Linked DNA regions of Homo sapiens: all the other regions are linked to region 3. The links are chromatin loops, found by intact Hi-C in ENCODE. Cell type or tissue: heart right ventricle. All regions are shown on one strand.

The links. Hi-C counts contacts between places; a loop is a spot of excess contacts. Peaks named below come from ENCODE experiments on the same cell type or tissue, not always from the same donor. Only the 100,000 strongest peaks of a DNase experiment are listed, where the experiment ranks them.
Region 1: a loop joins it to region 3, with 3 times the contacts of the local background. A loop is called at or near these places in 5 of 110 quality-filtered maps.
Region 2: a loop joins it to region 3, with 2.2 times the contacts of the local background. A loop is called at or near these places in 7 of 110 quality-filtered maps.
Region 4: it touches region 3 in a loop (3-fold over the local background); 3 of 110 quality-filtered maps call a loop at or near these places.
Region 5: a loop joins it to region 3, with 4 times the contacts of the local background. A loop is called at or near these places in 8 of 110 quality-filtered maps.

The regions. Positions count from the first base shown.
Region 1 is chr10:128,629,783-128,634,782 of GRCh38, reverse strand. No RefSeq gene overlaps it. Among named protein-coding and RNA genes, the nearest start is that of LINC02667, 280 kb to the left of the region's middle. RefSeq lists an enhancer at 4,739-5,000. In heart right ventricle, CTCF peaks have their summits at 461 and 2,819; a DNase peak (open chromatin) is centred at 432; H3K27me3 peaks cover 836 bases.
Region 2 is chr10:128,912,544-128,917,543 of GRCh38, reverse strand. It overlaps LINC02667 (long intergenic non-protein coding RNA 2667), which reads right to left and starts at 4,711. Exons shown (of 5, transcript NR_148990.1): 1 at 4,627-4,711; 2 at 3,139-3,171; 3 at 2,648-2,785; 4 at 2,379-2,543; 5 at 1,273-1,347. In heart right ventricle, no CTCF peak of the experiment used is centred here; DNase peaks (open chromatin) are centred at 1,035, 1,768, 2,371 and 2,663; H3K27ac peaks cover 2,253 bases; H3K27me3 peaks cover 851 bases.
Region 3 is chr10:129,021,272-129,026,271 of GRCh38, reverse strand. No RefSeq gene overlaps it. Among named protein-coding and RNA genes, the nearest start is that of LINC02667, 110 kb to the right of the region's middle. RefSeq lists an enhancer at 3,882-4,381. In heart right ventricle, no CTCF peak of the experiment used is centred here; DNase peaks (open chromatin) are centred at 3,031 and 4,472; H3K4me3 peaks cover 304 bases; H3K27ac peaks cover 3,729 bases; H3K27me3 peaks cover 933 bases.
Region 4 is chr10:128,852,856-128,857,855 of GRCh38, reverse strand. No RefSeq gene overlaps it. Among named protein-coding and RNA genes, the nearest start is that of LINC02667, 57 kb to the left of the region's middle. In heart right ventricle, no CTCF peak of the experiment used is centred here; DNase peaks (open chromatin) are centred at 1,665, 2,073, 2,685, 3,995 and 1 weaker place; H3K27ac peaks cover 2,580 bases.
Region 5 is chr10:128,923,967-128,928,966 of GRCh38, reverse strand. No RefSeq gene overlaps it. Among named protein-coding and RNA genes, the nearest start is that of LINC02667, 14 kb to the right of the region's middle. In heart right ventricle, no CTCF peak of the experiment used is centred here; DNase peaks (open chromatin) are centred at 531, 946 and 2,106; H3K27ac peaks cover 2,140 bases; H3K27me3 peaks cover 313 bases.

The sequences.
Region 1 (5,000 bases), 390 kb after region 3:
AGAGCCAGTGGAGATATTGAGCTATCACCAGAATCAGGGCATATTTTGAAAGTAGATGAAATAAAAATGTTTAAGAGTATATATATGCGTATTAAGAAGAAAGAAAAACTGAGAATATTTGCCGGGTTTTCTACCTGAGAAATTGGGTAGATGGAGCTGCTATTTATTGAGAAAGGGAGAAGCTGAGGTGGAGGGATTAGACTGGGGAAATCTACAGTTCTGTCATCATCCTAAGTTTGAGATGCCTGTTAAATGAAGACGATGAACAGGAAACTGAAGAAATAAATCTCATCCAAGAGTCTAGGCTAGGCTGGAGATTGAAAAGCAACAGCACGTTTGAAATCATCAGAGCACAGAGGAGGCTCAATGCCATGAGACTGGGTGGGATACATCAGAAGAAACAAGTATGTGGAGAAGAGGACCCAGGACAGATTGCTGGAGAGCTCCGCTCTGTGGAAGTTCATGGAGAAGCAAGCAATAACAAAAGGGAATAAGAATGAGCCACAAAAATGCAGAAAAACTGAGAGAGGTGGTTGCAAAAATACCAAAAGCAAACATTTCAAGAAAGAGGGAGTGATAACCACTTTGCCTGCTGCCAATTGATCAAATCAGAAGAAAACCATTCAGCTGGCCTGGGCAAGTTGACAATGAAAGAACCATTTCAACGAGCTGTTGGGGAGGAATCTCTGGAGTGGCCAGGGAGCGGCTAGGCATGAGGAAGTGGAGAAAGCGAGCAGGAGCCACCTTTTGTGTTGTGCATTTTGTCTGGAGTCTCACAAGCACCAAAGAAAGATGTGCACAAAGAATCTGTGAGCCCCATTGGAACCATGAAACTGCTTGACCCTCTGCTTGTCCTTTGCAATGCATTCTCCATTCTGTACATTGAGAGAAGATGTCAAATATGATAACTGGAAAGTGGAACACCTGAAAATTAAAATTATGTGGAATTTGGGGCCAGTTCCTTGCTTACTAAACATCTCCTTTTTTTGTAGATTAACTGAATTCAACTCTCCAAATCACACAGCAGCTGTAGCCTGAGATGTGGCTTTCTAAAACAAACATCCCAAGGTCCCAAGAAACTGTTTTTTTCTAAATGTCTGAAGCCTAAAAACAAATACAGAATCATTACAAAACTTGTTTTTGATTAGAAAAGTAATATACGTTAAGTAATTAATCAAGAATCAAGAAAGACAAAAATAGAAAGTCAACCTATAATCTATTTTTCATTAGCCACTTTGTCTCATTTTCCAGAAGCAACTACTGTCAACAGTTCATTTTGTACCTATAAGCATATCCTTTAGTTTTTATACAAATAAGATAATATTAAACACACTGCGTTTTAGTTTGCTTTCACTAAACAAATACTGCAAATATCATTCCATGTCATCACATGGAGATCTGCCTCAACCTTTCTGATGGCCTTTCATTTTCTGATTTATGTATATATTATATTTTATTTAAACAGTCCCTGATCAATTTCATTTTGTTCCTTTACTTGAATGTTTTCCCTTCTAACAAACCATTCTTCAGTGAACATATCTCTTGGTGTTTTTGTAAACCTATCTATAGGTTAAGTTCTTTGCAATGGACATGTTTCTCAAATCTTGACAGATATTGCCAAATTGCCTTCAAAACCATTTTTCCAGTTTATATTTTCACCTATAGAGTATAAGAGCACCGCTGTTTCCTCATCCTTGCCCACATGTATATGGTCAATTACATTCATGGCCTCAATTTGTTCCCTTCCCTGGGCCACGTCCTTGGTTAGGTGACTTTGCAGAGTCCCTCCTTCTACTGGTTGAGGTTTCACTGCAGACTTGCTTCGGCATACTGGGGCAAGCCTTCAACAGCAATGAACCCAGCACGGTCCCTCCGGGCGGGAGAGCCCCAGGCCCCTGCACATGCTGCTGATGGAGCAGGATCCAGGTAGACACCCTGGGACAATCAGAGAGACCTGCTGAGTTCCCCTCAGGTCCCATTCTGCTGGCAACTGACATTTCCGCCAGGTGGTCCCCTGTCCTAAGTGGAGTCCCCAGGCCTGGAACTCTCCTGCTTTCCTTTGGCCACCTGCCGAAAACCAGACCCCAGCCACCTGCTTATTCTCCCCACTTAAATGGACTCGCTGTCCAGCACCTTTGCTCTGCCTCTTAGAGCAGCATCAGGCAGATGGCAGAGACAGCCAGGAGCCCATGGTCACGGCTCATCCGATGGAAACATGGGTTCTAGCTTGGGACTACGGCTCCCTTTTGGCCTCCCTCCCGTTTCTCCAGGCCATATTTCAGAGGAGAGCAGAGCCTGAGGAGCCAGCACCTCCTCCCTGTCCCTCCCCTGCCCACTCCTGCATCTGCTTTCCTTCTACCTGCTCCGCACCCTCCCTGGGCCCTTAGCTGGACTTGGATGCCAGCCAGAGTTTGGATGTCTGGCACCCCGGGCTGGGAGGAGGGGGAGGCCAGGGAGCACCTAGGGCCTATAATTTCAGCAGGCACTCACTCCCAACCTCCTTAAATTTTGCAACCTAGGCACCTCACTGCCTGCACCCTAGTCCTGACCTTGCTGATGTGCAAAATGTATTTTTAAACGTCCTCCACTTTTCCGTGTTTCTCTGAAACCCTCTGATGCCCACAGAAGTTTTCTTGTCATTCGCCGCAATCGTAGATGCACCGAGACCAGCCTTTCGAAACAGGAGCAAGGACTGTCTGTGCAAAAATATTTTACCCTCAGTACCAAACATAGCTAACTGCAAATTAGTTACGAAAGGGAGAAAACCCTGAAATTATTTTCTGCGTTTAGTAACTCAAAAACAGTAATAAGAAAACTCCCCCTACAGACGCTTTGTGGTTACTGCAAAGTAAACAGATAAATGTCCTGCAAAATATTTGCTCATCTATCAAGACCATCTAGTGTTTTCATTCGACTTCTTAAAAACAAAGCCCCTTCATTATGGCATCCAGCAACTCCGTTTCCCTGGGGAGATGAATAAGGCAGCAGAAGCACCTCTCCCTTCCCCAGTCCCTCTGGCCACGGCTGCCGAATTCAACAGCAACGCTAAAGGGGCTTTTTTTTTTGCAAAGAGCTGAAAATTATCCAGTACATTTTTATTCTCATTCTCATAAATTCACTAAGTAGAAGAACAAATTTTAATAGGGAAATATTTGATTCCTCCCAACTTGAAGATGAGGAGTGAAACACTGTGAAATGCCACATAAAAATCAGGTGTCGCCAAGTCCTCGTCGACCTTGGGAACCAACACATAATCGATAAACAAGTAAAAGGACCATCGCTTGGCTGGAATCCAAAACCGAACTTCTTACCTCTCTTTTTCCCAGAGCTGCTCTACTCTTGTCATCACCTTAAAATTCTGACACCAGCTTGTGTTTTAAGCAATGGTTGTTTAAATATTAGGTTCCAAATTAGAAGAAAAGCCTGCCAGAAAATAACTTCAAATTAAATAAAATGATGTTTTATGGGAATCCCTCCCAGCCTTGCCCAGGTAAGAAATGCACCCTCTCCACTGTTGTCCTGGGAACCATACATGAATTCAGCTGTCTGGTTATGGCTCTGGGTAGAACAGGAAGTCCATGCTGTGGCTATCCCACGGGGTATAGGAGGTGGGTGGAGGGGTAACCTCCCCATCACAAAAGAGTATTGTTTCCTTCTGGTATGCTTGTTACTTTACAATTACGTATATTATGAGCCCGAAGGTTGAAAGAGCTCTTGCTTTTTGTTAACGTGTTCTCAAACCACTAATTATTTCCTCCTGTCTTGAGGTGCTAAATACATAAACACATGGAGCCCTCAGCTTAAAAAATTAGGGCTTGGCTTTTCTTCCAGATGAATCAGCGTGAAGGATGATTCCTTCAGTCTCCATCCTACACACACTATGACCACACGCTAAACCATGCAGCAGAGAGAACAGAACCCCGCCGGGCTGGGCTGCCAGGTTGCTAGTGTCAGAAGTTCTGAGCACACACCGAGGCCGCGTGGAGACCCGCTCTCTCCTTAGAGTAGTTCACGGGGAGTGTATTAATCTGTTCTCATGCAGCTAATGAAGATATACTTGAGACTGAGTAATTTATAAAGGAAAGAGGTTTAATTGACTCACAGTTCAGCAGGGCTACGGAAGCCTCAGGAAACTTACAATCATGGCAGAGGGAAAGCAAACACGTCCCTCTTCATACGGCAGCAGGAGGCAAAAGTGCCCAGCGAAGTGGGGGATGAGCTCCTTATAAAACCATCAGATCTCGTGAGAACTCATTCACTATCCTGAGAACAGGATGGGGGAAACGGCCATCATGATTCGATTATCTTCACCTGGTCTCTCCCATGACCTGTGGGGATGATGGGAACTACAATTCAAGATGAGATTTGGGTGGGGACACAGGCAAACAATATCAAGGAATTTGAGCGAGGTCCCTTCCAGCACCTTTGAATTGACAGTGTTTGAGCACCTGCTGCCTAGTCTTAAAGTGTGAATTTGGCCACATGACAACACATTTTGATAAATAAAAACACGGGCTTCATAAATCTTGTATGGACATGAGACATGTAAAAATATTTTTTCCATTTGGTTAAATGAACATTTTCATCTGCAGAGAGAGGCTTTATAAATTCTAAAGCTCAGTAGCCATGTGGCCTAAATTACATTAATGTTTAAGTTATTCAATAGCAAATGTCTACACTTCACAGTTAATTTCGGGATGTCCCCAGAATCTGTCCTATCTTCTCTGTGATGTAGGCAAGGTGAGATTAAGCTGGCTGACTTCGTTGAAGGAAAACAAGAAACCAGCCTCTGCCTCTCGGGTCCCTGAGTCAGGCCCTGGTTCCTGGACAGAGTGGGCGGGCCTTGGATGCTGATAATTGAAGGCGGCACCTCCGGAGGAGACGGTGACTCCTGCAAAGACGTCTGGTGGGAGTCCAGTCTTATAGAGAGGTGAGGGCCCTGCCAGCCCACGGCCCCAGGATGTCAGTCACTCAGCTGTTTCTCTTCTCAGACAGGCAGG
Region 2 (5,000 bases), 110 kb after region 3:
TCTCAGTGAGTTTCACAGGAGTCTTCCACGTTGCCACACCTGTCCTTGCCCCGTGGCACTGTCGGAGTATGCCACTCACTTCTTTCTCATCCTGACAATGCCTTCAGCCAGAAGGCAAATCAGCAGTGACCCGGCAGCTTCAAGAAGATCAGACTGAGGAGGCAGAACCAGGCACTTCCCTGGGCTCCCCTCGTCCCTCACTCACTCAGGGATGGAGGTTTCTATCCACCTGCAACGTTGTCACCTAACATTTTTCTGGTGGAGGCACTGCAACGGTCAGCAGAGCCCCCAGGACTCCTCTGGAGTCGGGCTGGGTTGAGGTGTCTCTTCCAGGATGACGCAGGCTGAGGAAGAAAAGAGCATCCTGCAGAACAAAGAGGACAGACACAACCAGAAGCACTCAGGGTTCACAGGGGCACCTCTGGAAAGCTCTCTCACCAAAGCAGCACCACCTGTGACCCTGCTCTCCAGGCAACCGGGTCGGGAGCATACCCAGCCAAGCCTCCAGAAACCTCTATCACCCTCTGCCTAACCCCCTTCCCTGGTCAATGTCCAAGTCTATGGATTCCTGAGAATTCTCAGGGTGGCGCCCTCCTGCTGCGGCCTGCAGCCTCCCTGCTTCAGTGACTTGCCACTTTCTCACTGGGTTTTCTCTTCCTTCTGGGCCTTTTTCCTGCTACCTCACCTGTTTCTCCCTTTTCCCTCTGCCAGTGGAGAGACCCCAGACAGAAATCTGGATCTGTTGCGGCCATAGCTGAGCAGCAATGGGTTGCTCCCCATTGCCCAGAGGGGGAACTCAGAAGATGAAGTTCAAACTGCTAAGACTGACTAAGGTCACCCAAAGGTCCCCAGATGTCCAGCTTCCTGGAGGCTCCCTTTGCTTTAAGAAAAAAAAAAAAATTGGACTGAAATGTTGCAGAAAGTCCAGTTTCCTTCCTGAGGACTTTCAGGGGTCGCTAGGGAGGCTGACATTTCCTGTCCATCTTTCACTCTTCACGGCTGTTGTGGACCTTGCAACATGGTCCTTCTTGCTGCTGAAGGCTATGGGCCTATGTCCAGCCACTAAACGCACACAAGCATTGGGACGCAGCATTTAACACACTTGACTGAATAGTTAGGAATGAGATAAAGGAATGCTAATTCTGAAAGGGGGAAAAAACAGACTTAAGATTATACATCTGGTTCCAGAACCATAGGATGCTCTGTCCATCTGTGCCCTTTTCTGGAAAGTCTCATGCCTAGAAGGGAAAGATGATGAGGCGGAGGCAGCAATTTGGGATCCTGTGTTGGCAGAGGCGTTGTAACTGTTTATTGGGGTGATATGCGACTGGCTTCAGGGTGGAGAGCCTGGAGAGTGGAGAAAGGCTGTGCTAGAACTCAGAATCCTGAGGTCAGGTTCCAGGTGCTAAGTTGCATGGCAAATGTGCCTCATTCATGTTTCTCTAACCTCCATTTCCTTATCTGAGAAATGGGAATAAAAATTCTGGCCTTACTTACTTCCCAGGGTTATGAGAATCAAATGAGAAAACACAGGCAGCTGTCAAAATATAAAAGTAGAGTATCTGCATTCACCAATTCCTTAAGGAAATGGGGGCAGAGTTGAAGGGCAGGCCAGACCCCCGTCCATGCAGACTTCACAATTCAATCCCGAGACCACAATGTGTCTAAAACATTATGAATTTAGGAAATGCCTTTTCAATATGGTGAAGAAAATAGGAGGGCCCCGGCGGCGGTAAAGCCCAGAAGAGCTGCAGCCGCTTCCGATGAAAAGCAAACCAGGGGAGAGCGTCCCACAGCGGCCCTGGCTTTGGAAACAGCCACAGCACAGAAGATGACAGCCGCCTCTGGGCTTTCACAGCTTGGGGGAATTGGAAGACTTTACTAGGACCCAGAAAACCTACTTGGTCTGGAGCATGAAGCATGGTTGGGTGGGTAACCAGGAAGGAATCTCTCCTTGCTCCCCTGTGGCCTGCCGGGGAGGCTCCCCATATGGATAAATGCACCCAGAAACCTTCTCAGGAGAGGAGCTGTAAGGGGGTCAGTGAGGCGCATGTTTTTAGGGTGACCCCTAGACCTGCGGCTGGTGACATCAGAGACCTGCTGGCTGGCAGCAGCAGCCCTGGGACAAAAACAAATGCCACCCAGCCACAGCCACAGCCAGCAAGTGGGAGCAGCGGAAGGCTGAAGAGCTGGAGGCACAGGCTGCTCCCAAGGGACAGGGACAGGCTCCACAGCCACTGTGTGACCAGGGCCCAGGTGCCTGCCACGGCCCCCAAACAGCTGAGCTACAAAGCGTGTCTCTGAAAGGAGCCCTTCCTGGAGAGAGGAGACGCGTGCATTCTTCTTTGCTTGCCCGGTGTGTTCAAGGTGCCCCGTACCTCTTTTTCCTAGGACTCCATGCCAACGAAGAATGCTGACTTGCTGCCAAGGCCCACAGGAACATTCTCCACCAGGTTGAACAACAGGAAGGCCAACTTGAACCCCGACAACTTCATAAGAGTTTCTTACAGACATGCCTCTTGGTTCCAGATAAGGTCTCCTTCCTACTGGAAATATTTATTAGCAATCTGCCAAGGAACTGGAGATTGTTCCTTAGACAGGAACTTGGCATGTCTTGGGGTGTGTCTCTGTTCCAGCCCAGAAACACCTCCAGGTGGGGATGATGACGCCACCAAGCTGGTCATCTGTAGAAGCCTCCCCACATCCTGAGGCTCTGAGCGGAGCCTGTGCCGGGCTTTCTCTGTGCTGCCGTCCCAGCCACCGCCTGCTGCTCCGGGAGATGACACTGGCAAAGATGAACGGGGGATAAAAATAGCAGGCTCAGGAATAGACTTCATTAAGCATTCGATTGTCTTTGCCCCAGATGATATTCCTGGGAATTTTGCTTCAAATTATTTTGCACTATATTTTAAAGCAAAAACAAAAACAAACCTGAAACTCATCCCAACCGATGGCTACTGGCCGACTTCTGTTTTTTTAATTCTGTATCAAATGAAAGGGCTTGAATTCCAAATGGGTTTGCAGTCAGCTTTATTTACAAATCAATTTTAAAATGGGGATATTTTGTTCCCAAATATGAATGAACTACTTAGAGCTTGAAAAATCAGAAACAAAACCCACATAGCCTGTGATACTCACTGTGTAGTCCAGCATGAAGGTCGTATAAGTTGACTTTAAATTCAAGGAAAATATGCTCCAGTTAGGATCAGTCATATGCATGTTTTAGGGCCGTTTCGCTTTTCTTTAAACTTTGCACTGTTCCCTGCCCTCTTGTTCTCATACCCACTCAAGTTCCCATCTCCACATTAAAATGAGACTTTCAGAAACTGTTCAAGAAGTAGCTTTTCCTATAGAAACTGTCAGCCTCTTTGCTCTTGTGAAGTTTCGGGTGCAACTGATTGAAAGGAAGCGTGCAAAAAAGGCTACCCACATTGTTTTGGAACAGAGAACCCAGAAGCCCCCATGGCTTGTCTCTAAGACAGCATCCACCTGCCCCGTTCTCCCTCTACTCTTGGACGGTCTGCCTATGGGAACTGCTGCATTCTGCCTCCAACACGTCCTCCTCCGAGAGGGCTTCTCTTTCTTCATCCTTTTCTGTCTTTGTGCTTTTGCCACAGGCTGGCCTTGTACTCTCTCTCCAGCCTGGAGGGCAGGTTCAAAGACTTTCTCTTTACATTTCACTTAGCAAGAATATGTCTTAAAAGCTTAACACACATTCATGCCTCCCCAGAACAATTAAATTCGCTGTTGGCAGTGTCCCCCACAAGCTAGAAGGGACTAAGATTCAAGTTAAAACCTATACACTTCTCCTAGCAATTAAATGGGGTAACTGAGAACTGGGTGGGTGTTTTTCCTTTCAAATTGAGAGCGTGTGAAACCCAAGGCTGAGCTGGGAAGAACTGGAGGCCTGGGCACATGAGCCTCTTGTGACGCACTGCCATTGAGCTTCTTTGAACCTCTGTCTCTTCATCTTTAGAAGAGGTATAGATATACCCATCAGCCCTTCTCTCAAGCCAGTTACAAGGACTGAAATGGCCTCATCTTTCTCACTGTCCCTATTCTTCACAATGTTATTAGAAATGATCTAAAGTCAAATGGGAAATTTACTGATAGTGGTTTCCTGTGAAACCAACTAAAGACGGTCAAAACAACCACCTCTCTGCAACATCTGAACAAAGACCTCATGCTATCATCACTCCTGCAAGCTTCTTTCTACAGACAGGGCAGCCCCAACCTAACCTCGTAGGATATTTTTGCTTTATCCACTACAAGAGAAGGCCTCAAACCCAGCAGCCATTCATAGGAACTTCCGTCCTTCTGTTGCACAGCTGAAGCAATGCCTTCATTTCTAGAGAGGTGCAGAGTCTGAAGCCCAGAGAGTGGGTGCAGCTCACCCAAGGTTATACAGCCAGTCAGCTGCAGGGGAGGGAGTTACAAGCAGTCAGGCCAGCTCAGGCAAGCCTCTCACTGGTGGAAGATCATATCCCAGCATAGAGGCTGGGCGTGGAGCTCCCTGATTGACATGTTACAAGGACAGGTGTGAGGGTCTGAGTCCCATCACCTGTCAGGGAGCAGAACGAGGGTTCTGTCCTCCTCCTTCCTAATTTGTTTTATCCTCACAGTCACCTTCTGGGGACAGCCTGAACTTCCCCAGCACCCTCCAGCCTTCCGCCTGGCTTTTAAGACTCTCAGTATTTAGGTTGGAGCATCTTCTGCTGTTCAACAACTGGGAATAAGTATGAGCATTCCAAGGGAGTGGTTTCCATGGCAACAACAACCTCATGGAACGTTTCAGAACTTTTACCTCCTACTCATAGTACTGCAGAAATTCAGAAAGCATAAGGCATAAAGATGAGTGCTAATTATCTGACCTGAATTTGCTGTGGTGGGCAGAAGAAAGACAAGTGCAATGCAGTCTGGCAGGCATTCCTCATTGGCACAGATTCAAATTACTTTCTGGAAGTGAATCATTGTCATATTATTATAATTTTCTGTTAGAG
Region 3 (5,000 bases):
TAATACCTTCGCTCCTGTTAGGAATCAGGGTACTTGGGAAACAGCCTGGAGCCATACAGCTGATTATTTCACCAAATTTGCATCTTTTCAACAGTAAGGGGGATGACTTCCACAAATGCTCCCAGGCTCCACATAGATGTTAAGTGGTTGTTTCTAGTTCCTTCCCTCTCCCTCTCTGAAGACTCACTTCCCATCCCACCCACTCCCAGCCCTGTGCTGAGCCTGCTGGTGCCGTAGGCTTGCTCAGGCCTGGCAGCCTGTCCTCAACAGCCTGTCCCCGAGGCCAGCAGCAGGCGCATTGGGCTGGATGTCCGAGCGGGGTGCTTCTGGGAAGCCCAGGCACTGAGGCTGAGCTGCTTCCCCTGGCCCTAAACCTCCGTGGCAGGAAGGTGAGCCATCCAAGTATTGAGCACTACGTCGCTGCACACACTGGCCTGCGGGTATTCCCACCATGGGATGTCTGCCTCCTGCAGCAAGTAGATCCGGCAGAGAAGTAGGGCTTGAAGAGGGAGGGGGCGGGGGTTGGAGGCTGGCGCAGGCCTGGGGCTGGCAGTCTCTGGAGGGCCCTAGTGGGGGAGGGAGCCCAGCCCTCAGAGAGGGGTCCCACCCAGGAGATTTCCCCAAGGGTCAGGCGTCTGCTCCTGACTTGTAGCTGGAACAAAGAGGGTGGGCTGTTAAAGAATAAATATTTTTTTACTGTGGTGTTGATTAAAGATAGGATAAAGTTTTGTGTTCTGAAAATGTACCTGATGTTTGCACTCATGTTCTGATGGCCTTTTGCCAGCCCCTGGCTGGTCAGTCTGGCCATGTGGCTCAGCCATGACTGCATGGCCATCCAGTGGGTCCTGGCGACCCCTGGGTGGGCTTTGCAGGAGAGAGTGTCCTGGCTGGCCAGCTCTACTTTCTAGGACCTGGCAGACTAGAAAAATGAAGTGTCCACAAGTAGCCCCTGGCCTCTCCAAGGTCCCCGTGCCTCTTCCTCACCCGAGGAAGCCTTCCCTGGCAGATCCGAGCAGAGCCAAGGACAGCCCTGCCTCCGCTCCTCCAGGTCCTTCCAGCTTCTCTAGAAGCTTGCACGGCCAGGGGCCCGCTGTGGCATCTGGTGGCTTTGCAAGGTGAGATGATGGTTGGAACTACCTGGGCTTCTCCAGCAGACGGTTTCTGGCTCTAGGATGACCATCACTGGAGCCTTGTAAGTAACCCCTGGACCTGGCCTTTGTTCTGCCAGCCGGGGGACTCTTTCTGAGAGCATCGTTCATAGGAGGCTCACATTTAGGTGTGCAGATGTGAACTTGCACGTCCCCTTCGCGCTGTGGAAAGCTACAGGAAGTTCTTCACAAGCCTTGCCTGGAAAAGTGCAGTGTTTATTGACCTAAACCATTGCACTTGAGTTTTTGTTTTCCCTTTAAAATAATACCTCAGTGGGTAAATCCCTCAGCTCTGTAATGGTTTAAAAGCCATGGTATTCTTAGTTTTTCTGGATAGCTGATTTATAACAAAATCCATTTTCTCAAAATATAACTTTTTCTGTTTTTAGTACATGCAAGTATCTATACTTTAATTTTTAAATCTGCTAAATAAAATTGGAATTATTTCCCTTTTCCTTGTCCATTGAAGTCCAAACCAAACATAGCAGCCAACCTACTCAAAAGAATTTACAAACAGAAAAACTGAATCAAACTTTTCCAAATTTCATGTTTGTTTTGTCATGATAGAACTAACAGGCTTAACTGTATCTTTCATTATAGAAAAACCCTGAAATGAAGGAAGGAGTCTAATCCTTTTTTTTCTGGAAGGCACTTCTTGACTTCTGTACTTTATCTCATCATCATGACAAGGAGAAGAATGAGATGAAAGATTATAATGAGACCCATTTCCTTGTTGAAACAACAGAGGGATAAAGTGAGGAGGAACCGGGAAGACGGAAGAGTCTCACGGAGCTGGTGAGGCCAGAATGAGGAGCGTGGGAGGAGTGTCTCCCAGGTCCAAAGGCAAGGATTCTGCACCCCAAAAAAACACAGCGTGATCACCACAGCAGCCATGGCTCTGTGGGATTCTTACATTTTCCTGATCTTGCCATATAGTTTGTTAGTCATTACAAAGTTATTTCTTTCCTTAGCTGTGAATGGGAAGTGATTGCGGATGATCTTCAACTTTCATCAGGAACGGTAAGAAAACAAAAAACAAAAGCAAAGCCCCTGGCTGCCCGGCAGGCCCTCCCTGGGGCCTCTGCTGCCTGCTTCCCACCTGCCTTTGGTGGAGTCCACAACCATCGCCTTCGATCACCTTGAACGAAATATTATGCACAAAATTTAATAGCTTCAGGACAGGTCCTTTCATATACGCCTTGAAATTCTTCTTTCATTTTCTGCATCAGTATATTTCCTTAAAAGCCATGTCGGCAGAAACAAACTGAAATATGAAAACACACACACACACACACACACACACACACACACACACACCTATTTTGCTGTTAACAACAAGGTAAGATTATCAGTTTCTTTTCTATTTAGAAAATGGATTTTATTTAACATATAAATATTTAGAATGCCCTTGGTTTAGTTCATTTAAGGAACAGCTATATATACTTATTTTATTTGTCTTTTATTTTAATCTTTGTTTTGTTTCCTTCTTTATGCGTCTGTGAAGTGTATGTGACTATATTACACAGTATTACTGTGTAGCATAATATTACTCTATTATTTACAATGTAGGCGCGTATCACTGCAATTCTGCTGCTTTGTCAGTGTGCTCAGCTGTACTAGGACAAAAATCTCATTGTACCAAAAAGCTTACACTGTTCCAAGAAGATCTGCTGGAAATTTTATTTTTTCAGATGTGCCCCCCCCAATTCTCATCCCAGTTGTAGTTTTTGGCTTACACCTCCCCACCGCCATTTAACTTCTCTGGGAACCCCATTACTTTTGTCCACACTCACACTGTGACCTGTGCTACTCAGAAATTTTTGAGATGAAGTCATTGCTGGTTTGAGTTACTGGAGAGACATTAATTCGTCCAGCTGGGCTGGCTCAAGGCGGTCCCAGTGTTAGGCCCTGACAGCCACCCTCAGTGAGAAATCCGAGCAGGGACAGGCAGGAAGGCGCATGCAGAAAGATACATACTAAAGGAGTGAATGTTGCAGAAACAGTGGATGCAAATGCAGCCAGGAGGAATGAGATAAACTCATCAGCCCTGCAAGATCTTTGTGAAAAACATCTTTCTTTTAGCCTAGGGTTTTAATGAGAAATCCTGGGAGATGATCATTTACCATAATACCAAATGGACAACATACATGTGTTAGTATATATGTATGTTTTAAGGGCTTGTCACTTTAGGACGAGTAAGGCATTCTCTTTGATAAAAGAGTGGCCTGGGTATATATTGTTTCATTGTTGGACTATGGGAATCCACACACCCTCAAATTTGTGGAGCACTTTATACTTTTCAAAGCAGTTTCTGTGCATGAATTCCCAAGAGGCTGCAGGCCTGTACCCTAGAGGGGGGAGGGGGCGGGGAGGAGGAGGAGGTGTGACCCCTCCCCGCCCCCAGGTTATAACAAGCCTGTGACCCACACACTTTACAACATAACATCCAGATGTCCAAAAACATTTTTTGTTAACTCTATGAAATTTGATAGAATGTGAAATGTGATAGTACATGAACTCACTGACATAAATTGTAAAACCGAGCCCCAAGTTCTATATGTAAAAATGCAGCCGTTTTTCCTGAAGGCTGAAACCCCCAACAAAGACCTGAGGGGTCTGGCGTGGGGGTCTGCCACCACCACCTCCTGGCTCTCCTCTCCTTTTCTCAAAGCATTCCCCTACCCAGGAGGCGCCTTTCTCTCCAAACTTCATCTTACTCACTATGAAAATTGAGGTTCCTGTGACTTTTTCACGGGCACGGAATTCATAAACGATAGAATGCTCTCGCAAACTCATGTCTTCTGTTGTTTAAAGCAAGTGCTTTTTCTGCTACATGACAGGAGGAAGAGTCCCTGTGGCCCACACCTGGCCAGACTCACCTGAACTCACCCTCCACTGCTCAGGTGGGAAGGCAGGGAGAGGTCGGAGGTGGAAGACTATTTGTTGCACTCTCTCTGTACCCACAGGCTGGGAGCTGCTGGCAGGCAGGTCTAAGCTTGGTAACCTCTGTTTGTCTCATACTGGAGGCTGAGTTCATTTTTGCTGAAAAGCTACAGCTGTTCATACTCTCTAAAGTTTACAAATCCAGAGGAATGCAGAAGTTTGGGTGATAGTACAAATGAGACTCTCTCCTGGGAGACCGTAGGGACGCGTATGCTCCTGAGAGGCGGCGGGGTTTGGGGACAAGGAAGCCCAAGCTTCACGGTCTCTCGCGCTGGTATTTGATGACAGGGCCAAAGCACAGGGCCCAGGTGCAGCCAGCGGGAGCTTGCTCCTTTTCCTCACCAGACTGGGCAAAGTTGCAGAGGCCAGCCAGGCTTGCACCAAAGTGACGGCTGTGAACACGGAGGCCTGGCTCCACCTTGTATCTCGGTTTTCTCACCAGGGGCGGGGAGAGTTAAATGAAGGCAGCCCTTTCCAGTCCAACAGCCCCTGATGTTCGTCCTGTTCATGAAAGAAAACGGAGAGTGTTTGCTGGCAGCTTAGCAACATCACTGTCGACAGGGCTCTTCCTGCCCGGCTACATTAAAAATGGCTTCCAAAATAACATTACAAGACTAGTACATGGCCATGACAGAACTTTTTAAAAATGTAAAAAATTATCAGAAACATTATAATCGGCCATAAACTCACCTCCTTTTGTTAATATTTTGGTAAATGAGCCTTTTTTTTTAACCTGGACGTTGAATTATTGATACTATTCTGTACATAGGCTTTTGTGTGCCTTTTCACCTAATGTCCAGTCACAGCTCTTCCCTATTTTGTGTAAAAACATCCTTTGTAAATGGCAAGTACTATGGCAAATGCACTGAACATAATTTATTAAGCTGATTGGATATTTTGGTGGTTTTG
Region 4 (5,000 bases), 170 kb after region 3:
ACCAAACCATGATTGAAGGCTTTCTCTGGTCTGAATTTCTTGACTAGTCCTTGGATGAGGGTGAAGAGGAAGAAAGAAAGAGGAGGTGATGAAGAAATGGGCCCTGTCCTCAAGGAGCCCACCATCCAAGGAGGTGGGTATGGAGGGTGAGCACAGTCATGTCACTTAATGACGAGAACACATTCTGAGAACTGCATCATTAGCTGATTTTGCTCTTGTGCAAACACCACAGAGTGTATTTACACACACCTCCATGGCACAGCGTACTGCACATCTATGCTATATTGTAGAGCCTAGTGCTCCTAGGCTACCAATCTGTACTGCATGTTACCATACTGAACACTGCAGGCAAATGATGAGTATGTGTATGTGTCTAAACATAGAAAAGATACAGAAAATACACAGTATAAAAAATAAAAACTGGTGCACCTGCATAGGCGCTTACCATGAGTGTAGCTTGCAGAACTGGAAGTTGCTCTAGGTGAGTCAGTCAGTGAGTGGAGAGTGTGAATTGGTGAATGTGAAGGCTTAGGACATTACTGTATACTATTGTAGACTTTATAAGCACTCTTAAGCTACATTAAATATCTAAAAAACATATTTTTCTTCAAGAAGAAGTTAACCTTAACTTACTGTAACTTTTTACTTTATAAAAGTTTTAATATTTTTAACTTTTTGACATCTTTTAGTATTTTTAACTTTTAATATTGAATTTTTTAATATTTTTAACTTATTTTTTGTAATAATCCTTCGCTTAAAACACAAACACCTTGTACAGCTGTTCAAAAATGTTTTCTTTCTTTACATTCTTGAATAAGAATATAAGAATAAGAATATAAGCTTTTTTCTATTTTTGAAATTTATACTTTTTTTTGTTAACTTTTAAAGCTTTTTTGGTGAAAAAGCAAGACAAAAATACACACATTAGCCTAGACCTACGCAGGGTCAGAATCGTCAAGATGTCACTAGGTGAAAGGAATTTTTCAACTCCATTACAATCTTATGGGGCCACTCTCATACACATGGGCTGTAGTTGACAGAAACAGTGTTATGCAGTGCGTGATTGTATAGATCTATAATGCACAGGTGAGGGACGCAGCCCAGGAGTGTGCAGCACTAGGGCATCGTTCACTCTACTGGGGGCCATTCCGGGCCTTCCAACATCATGGCGAATGAGCTGCATCTTGAAGAATGGCCACCAGCTCGGCAAGTGACACTGGTTACACTGCTCTCATCTACCTGGGCAGGAGCAGGGCAGCATCAGAAAGGCAGTGAAAAAGCAGTTCTGGGAGAAAAGTCAGAGGCGGTGTTGTGGTCATTTTCCTAAAGCTGTGGTTTTCAAAAGAATGGGAGAAAATCATCATGAGGGTGATTGCCCCCTAACAAAGGACTCTTTTCCTTTTTCAGTTTGTGACAAGTGAGAATAAGAAGACTGTCTTTGCTTACCCTTTGAGCTCCAGAAAAACACGGAGGTAGCAGAAGAGAGGATGTGGTGGCAGTGGCCATGGACAGAGGAAGGAAGGCAGGAGGAGAGAACTCTCCTGCCCAGAGCTGGGCCAGGAAATCCATGGTTGATGGTCTCAAAGGGCATGCAGGGTCAGCCAGGCTGTCCTCCAAGTCGGTGGAGGGCAGTGCTCTGCCTGCACGTCTATTTCAGGCAGCCTAACCCTTTGGCACCTGGGATCCTAGGGCAGCATCCTCAGTAGACGTTGGGCTCATGGGCTTTCTGAGCCCTTCGCCAGCACCCCACTTCCCACTTCCCAGCAGTGTTTGTGCTGAAGCCCTGGATAATGATGGTCCTTAGGGTGGGAGAAAGGAAGGTCTACAGCCTCAGCCACCTTGGGCCCAGGTATGGCTCCTGGTGCTTTGGTGAGGAAAGGGGGGTGAGCCCTCCCTTCACAGGCTCCACTGGAAAGACCCACGTACTAAGAGACCTCTGCCACTGCCCTCCGGAGAAGCACTTGGCTGCGCTGGGAGGGTCAGAAGCTCACGTCCCCTGGGTTTGGGCATGAAATCCTGTGCAAAACTGCATGAAATGTTGGTCCCAATCGCAGGCCCGTGAGTTGTGGCCATCTTGGCAGAGCGTTCCAGGACCACGGCCAAGATGCTGTGTGCGGCCCCTGTGCTCTGAAAATCCCAACCTTTAAAATCCATTCTGAAGATGTGATTTAATTAAATGCTATGTGCTTGAAACTGGTTCAAATTAGTTTATCTATTTCTGATGGCTGTTTCCCATGTGAGTACATGTATTAACCATGCAGAATGTATGAACTGTTCACAGTCTAGCATAAAATACTTTTATGCTATTTAGGATTTTAAAAAATAAATAAATAAATGAAATGACTGCCCTTAAATTGGTAAACCAATTCCAGCCACCATAAAGTCTTAAAAAAAAAAAGCCAGACGTCTTCTAAAACTCTTTTATGAGCACACATGGTGAAACTGCTGCAAATATTATTGTTTGTGAATAAAATGTAAATTAGTGCTTTTGTGTTCACCTGTAAGTTTTTCTTTAAAGCCAGAGATTGCATTTGAAACCTGCAATTCTCAACAAAAAGAGAAAAGTTCAGTGCTGATTGCTGGATATTTGGACCTCCCAGTGCAAACATTAACTGGCTGAGAGGCCCTCTGGAATGCAATGAGGGGAACAATACCGGGACAGGAGCCAAGCCCAGCAACACTGGCGCCGGGAACCGAGGGATCTGCCTCCTGGTAGTAAGAGCTGAGCACGGCCCAACACTTCTGCTAGACTGGAAATGACACACTGTGATCCTTGACTTAGCCAAAGGGATTTTAAATGGAGGGAAGAGTTGGCAAGACAAAATCTCCTGTACTTTCACAGTGTTTTCTAAAACAAGCAGAGGAAATCAGAAGAAAAGACTGAAGTCTATTACATTTGATCCAGTTAAGTCAAGAGTGGAAGCTTTTTACTGCTGTTATTATTTTTTTTGTACTTTCTCATCATGTCCCACCACCCAGAAAGCACAGACATAAAGCAGAAACTTGAAACTGCTTTCATTCCAGCAGAGGGACACCCCAACATTGCATTATTGACAGGAGGTTGGAAAACCCTGACAGCTGCAGAAATTGTACAGTTGAAGTTCAATTCCCCGGAGTGGGAACGATATACTGATGGTATTAATTCTGTTTGGAATTGTTAAAATAAGAAAAGGTTATGGGGCTGAGGAAGGGACCTGCCATTTCTTCCTGCGAACAAAGGCATACGTTGTATCTTCCCTGGTGTCCTTGGAGTGTCATTTCCAACCTTTTGAAACTGTATCTGATTATCCATGTGGCAATTAATCATAATTAAGCAGGCCTGAGGTTTGGAGAGGTACAAAGAAGGTGGTTAAGAGCTGGCTTGGGTCCTGAGAAACCCCTTTCCCCATTTTGAGCTGCAGAGCCTCTTGTTCTGGAATGATGAGAAAATGCTAAAAGGCAGAGGGAGGCCAGGCAAGGAGGGCTGGTGTAGAAATTTGCAGGGGTGGGGGCCAGGCACAAGTTTCCTTCTGGTACCCTTTCCTTTCTCTGGTGATTGCAGCTCTTCACCAAGATCCAGTACATTGGAAGCCAGGTAACGAATTACCTTTCTAATGCCAAGTGATTTGGATCCATTCTTACAAACCAGATTTTTTCAATTTATTACAGGAAAACATTCAATCATTATACACTGGCGCTGGGTCTGGGGCACATGGAATTCTCCTCTCTCTTCTCCACCCCCAATGAGCATTTTAAAGGCTTAGAAAGCCCAGAATGCCGTCTTATTAAAATTTTTTTATATATTTATAATTAAAATACGGGGCTGGCATTCAAATCGTTTTAGCAGATGTAATCGGACACGCAAGGCTTCCCCCAGCCCAGGTCAGGCGAGAAACAATGGTTGCTTTAACTCCGGACTTCGGCTCGGGTTTCTGTTTGCACATGGGCCCAATTTGTACCATTTATGATTAGGTTTAAGTAAGTTGATGTGCTATTTATTTAGGAGAACTGCCGTTTCAGAATATTGCCATATTCCCCCAACTACCACATTGCCATGTGGCTGTGGCCTGTCCTGCCGGTGATGGGGCTGTTACCATACAGACCGTAGCCCTGGCTCCTCACTGCCAACACTGCCCAAGTACGTGGCTTTCTGGGTGACCTTCCAAGGTTGCTAGGTGGGTGGTTGGTGTGTTGTGTTTACAGAGGGAACTACAGCATGAATGCTAGACACTAAGACTGTATGTGCAGCTGGCGGACAAAAAGGAAGAGCGGAAGTCACTCGGAAACGCACATCATCCACTCCTACACCATCCACTGGCATCCCTGAGGTGCAGTTCCAGGTGGACCCAGCAGCCAGAGAGCCTTGTGCCTATAGGGCCCCCAGGATGCTAACTTCTACCCTGAAAGGCAGGGGAAAGTTGGTCCCAGAGGGCAAGGGCTTCACTCAATGGTTCCTTGCTTTTTCATGCCATATTAAACTTGGAAGTTTGATGGTATCAAGTAGTGCAAACCAAGATGACCCATTTCCTTTACTACCCTCCTGATAAGTGATACACTGTATTCAACTTAACTTCAAAGGGTGATGAGCCAGCAGCTCCTTAGCAGCCTGCCACCTGCCAAGAGGAGTTAGCATTCCCACACCTGGCGTCCTTTCCTGGAGAGAGTCCCTTCCCTGTGTTCTAAGTTGGCCCCTCAGGCATTTCCAGCCACCAGTTCTTGCTCCTGGACTGGATGCTGGTCTGTCCTGACTCCCTGCCCCACGAATGTCCTTCCTGTGTTCGTGCCTGGACTCAAGCTCTTCCCGGGGGGGTGCACCTCCTTCCTTGCTACAGGCCCACCTCCAAATCCAGACATCTTTCCTTGAAAGGTTTCCCAAATGCATCTGACCTTGACCTCTAGAGGGTGGCTGATCTCAGCCTACTTTTCCCTGAAGCTGCGGAGATGACCTCTGGCGACAGTGGATGTTGCAGAGAGGACATCCACACACCTGCTCATTTACCCCATGAGTGAGGTCATCATCA
Region 5 (5,000 bases), 97 kb after region 3:
TTTTCTAGTAGTGGCAAGGAATCCACATCCTCTCATTGAATCTTCTGTAGGGATAACTTCTGTCCTGGTGGCCGTGGGACCCACACGGTCTTGCTCTCTAGCAGAGAGGAGAGATTTGTACCTGGAAGAGTTAATGAGGTGTCCACTGTAGGAACAGGGTATTGGGGTTCAAGGGGACAAGAGCAGACCCACCTGGGACGTGAGACAGACTGAAGGCGGAGGGCCTCGCAGATGGTGGAAGAGGGAAGGGCATCTGTGTGAGATGCGGCCAGCATGGGCCAGAGACTGGGGGAAGGGGAGGCGGGAAGTGGGCGTTCTGTTCAACACAGTGGTTCAGAACTCAAAAGCGGTGTTTCAAAGAAAGTCCTCAGTCCTTGCGGTGTGTGTGCCGCGTGCAGGAGCAAGACGCTGCCATCCCACGATGACGTTTCGCTCAGTTCATGCATGTCCTCGGAGGTGCCGTGTGTCTGTTCCAGCTTGTGCGGCGAAGGAAGATCTGCTCACCTCCAGGCACCATCCCGGAGTCCGCGATCTGGTGCGCGGTGCGTGCTCATTTGTTACGGCTGAAACTTTCTGCAAAGAGCATTTCAGGGCAGCACCCCTCCCGGTGATGGGGCCCCCGGCCCCGCACTTTCTGAGAACCAAGGGCGGTCTCAGAGAGTGCAGGTCCTGTCGCTCTAGGCCCTGCCGTGCCCAGAAAGAGGCCAGCGTTTTACTCCAGACGAATGATTTCAATACCATGTTGGAACAGTGCTCCTCACTCAAAGATTTCTGTCCCCACCGCTCGGCGGCTCACTCAATCACCTTCACCGTGAGAAAGCTCCGGAGCCTGGATACCTGTGGACACAGGTGAGGAGCCGGTGACACTGCCATATGTGCCCCCCAGCTGGCCTGGGGGCTCCGCGCTCCCTGGGCTGAGTTTGCCTCCGAGGGCTGGGCTGATCCCGCCCCCTTGGCCTGCCGTAGGCGGTCCTCAGCTCTCTAACCTCGGGGCAGCTGGGCCGGGCTGGAGCGTGGAGGATGGAAGCGGAAAAACCCTTCAATCCTGGACAGAAACAATCCCCTAAAGACAAGCCCAACTACAAAACCAGTCTAGAAGGAAAACCCGTCTTGTTTAAGGAAACGTGAGAGCTTTTTCCTATTGCAAAGCCAGCTCGATTCCCTCTCCTTTTCATTTATTGGTGACTTTAACAAATGTTTTAAACCAAATTTAGAACAGCTGGTTTTCCAGAAACTGCTGGAACATAAAGAAAATGCTTCGTTTGGTGCCATACCCAAATAAACAGGGGTTTAAACCTCAAGCTCTGACGAAGTCTGGCCTCTGGTGGCTCTGGTTACCGAAAAATTGGCCTTTGTTCAAGGTGGATGGTGTATACCTTGCCAGATTGAAATACCTCATGTGTATTTCGCAATGAGTGCAATTGAATTAATAGATACTGCCTCTCTAAGACCCAGGTGATTTTCCTATAATGTGACATGGACAGAGGAATTAAAAACACCATGGGTGGAAAGTCTGTGTCACTTGTCCAGGTTTTCAGACAAGGGCAGACCACTTACACGTTCTTCTCTGGAAAAAAAAAAAATCTCACCTTCCTACATGGTATAATGATGGGCTTTGTTTTTTAAAATCTGTGTCTGGTATATATGTTCTTTTTGTCTTTCAGCCGTATCACATTTCCTTTCTTCCTCATCATCTGAAACTGGCTTCCGGAATTAAAACAAACAAACAAAAGCTTCCCAGATTGTCAACATTTTAACTCTGGAGGAGAACTCCATGCATCTGAAGCACCCCCTTCTTAGTGCCGGAGAAGGTGGAGCTATTCATCACTTCTGTTTTTTATTAAAATAAAATAAAATTTAAAAAAACCTAGCCTGCAATCAGAAGAGGGAAAGGATTTCCCCCCAAATATGACTCTGATGGTTTAATTCTGGTTTCTATTCCCCTAGCAGCACTTACTTGTTAATATGCCAGATATCAGGGAGCAGGGATCACTGAAAACATGTTTATGAACGTATTAAACTCCGCGTCAGGACCCAGGGCCAACGATCCCCTGGACAGCAGGACCGAGGCTGCTAAATGAAGTCCACAGGCCGCAGGCCAGACCTACCCCGCAGCAGCACAGAGCGGGGGCTGGAGATAAAGCACGAGTCAGAAGCTCAGCAGAAGCATTTCAAATGCCCACTTAAAATCAACACGGGAGTGTGATCTCATGGAGCCTGGGCTCCATGGCTTAGAAAATATAGACCGTGTGGGCCAGGCACGGTGGCTCACGCCTGAAATCCCAGCCCTTTGGGAGGCTGAGGCGGGCCGATCACAAGGTCAGGAGATCGAGACCATCCTAGCTAACATGGTGAAACACCGTCTCTACTAAAAAAAATACAAAAAATTAGACAGGCTCACTCCAGCCTGGGTAACAGAGTGAGACTCTGTCTCAAAAAAAGAAAGAAAGAAAGAAAGAAAATATAGACCGTGTGATGCAGCCTGGTGTGGGCACCCAGGGTTGCTTGTGTTAGGCCACATCTGTGGCTACAGAGGTACCTGAGCAAAACTCAGAAACGGCCACCAGAATGCTGGCTTTGACTGCAGGGGACTGAAATTACTGCAGTGAGGTGAGATTTCCCTGAGAAGTGTTGTCCTTTTACTAAAGCATAAAAGAAAATCTCTGAACCCAAATGCCTTGCATATTAGCCCCTTCTCATGCTACTAATAAAGACATATCCCAGACTGGGGAATTTATAAAGGGAAAGAGGTTTAATGGACTCACAGTTCCACATGGCTGGGGAGACCTCACAATCATGGTGAAAGGCAAAAGGCACGTCTTACATGGTGGCAGGCAAGAGAGAATGAGAACTAAGCAAAAGGGGAAACCCCTTATAAAACCATCAGATCTAGTGAGACTGATTCACTACCATGAGAACAGTATGGGGGAAACCACCCCCATTATTTGATTATCTCTCACTGGGTCTCTCCCCTAACACGAGGGAATTCTGGGAGCTACAGTTCAAGATGAGATTTGGATGAGGACACAAACAAACCATATCAGCTTGACTTTGTAAAGAGTCCACTACTTTGACATTTTAGCTTTCCTTAAGGAGCAATAATTTTGCTTGGCTAACAGATCTCTTTCACAGTGTGGTAAGGACTCGAATTTTGAACAGAGCCAGACAGGCCATTTGCAAACAGAACCATCTGCAAATGGGCCCAAGTTACTCCCAGCACAAGTGAGTGGTTTGCCTTGGTGGCCCATACAGTCTCCTCTAAGTAGGGGACTCTGGCACATCTATAGTTTATGCTTATTCACCTGCTTTAATCAGTTTAGTGCTCCCAAATGTCCCAGTTCAGAAGATCAGTCATAAGGCCACCCTGGCTATGAGGCATCTCCATGTGTGCGAAAACACTGGCTCACTTGCTGGGCTGGCACTGGGCTGGGGACATGAACGTGAGGACTGAATGTAAGGGAGAAACACTGGTGACTGTCACTGGCAGTGGGAATGCAAAGCACTGAGCACCTCAAGGTCCTTAGTTAGCCTTCTCAACTTCTGTTGCTGGTGGAGTCTGAGGTGGCCCGAGTTTTCAGCTGGAAAATTGCATAAGCCACTTTAAAGAGCTTTGAGTCAGATGTGGAAACCTAGACTCAAGATGAGCTTTGAGTCTAACTGCTGTGTCCTCAGGACCCTTACTGGAGCCAAGGAATGCGTGAGAAGTGCCTCTGGGCCCAGCCAGAAGAAAGGTATGGAGTCTGAGCTGTGCCTTCCTGAGAATAACCTGTTCCTGGCCTCTGAGTTCTGCCTGCTGTGGGGATATGACATGCTGTATCCAGGAACCAGTGGAAGGCAGCTGGGCTGGAGAGCTAGCACTGATGGGTGAGCAGCCTCCTCCGGCTATTCCTGCAGGCAACATCCAGGCCAGGCAACACCCAGGCCAGGCAACGGCAATAATCGGGACACAGAGAGAGCCCAAGGGATTCAGTGACTGACAAGCAACCAGCTGGGGGCACCTCATCTCCTTGGCTGGGGAATGATCTTGACCACATGAAATAGAAGTGTATTGGGATGCTTATAGGTGAGACGAGATTCAGAAGCAGTCGTACCTCCTCTATGCAAACCAGTTGGCCTATGGAATGTCTAGCTGCCTTCCATCCTTCTAGATATGGTCAGCAGCAGCAACTTGTATGTCCCCAGTTCTAGGCACCCAACTCTGGAGAAACAGGTTTCAATACTAAACAACAGGAGACAGGTTTGATAGTAATTTCAAACCCACCTACCCACAATAAACAGGTGACACTGGTCACCAAACACTTCAATCACACTTCCGTCAGCAAAATATTACCCTCGGTGTGAGTATATGGATGTGCTTTTAAGTAGATAGATGATAGATAGATAGATAGATAGATAGATAGATAGATAGATAGATGATAGATAGATGATAGATAGATGATAGATAATAGATAGATGATAGACAATAGATAGATGATAGATAGATGATAGATGATAGATGATAGATGATAGATAGATGATAGATAGATAGATGATAGATAGATGATAGATAGATTATAGATAGATGATAGATTATAGATAGATAGATGATAGATGATAGATGATAGATAGATGATAGATAGATATAGATAGATAGTTAGATGATAGATAGATGATAGATAGATAGATAGATGATAGATGATAGATAGACAGATAAACAGATAGATAGATATTAGTAGATATGTCTTGTATGGTATGCTTTATAAAACATACACAAAATACAAATTCTAAAACCATGAGTTGCAAAAATTATAAATAGAAATTTTAATGTTTTCTTCCCATACCCATTGAAGCTTCTTCACCCCGCACTTGGAGACTGCTGTTCCAGAGCACAGAGGTCTGAGTTTTGAGCTGGCCATACCAATCTCAGTGTGACAATGGGAAGCTGCTGGTGCCCCCTTCCCCGTCTCCAGGCCTCTGTTTCCCTGTCTGTGAATTGAAATGATTGAGAAGAGAGTAGATCT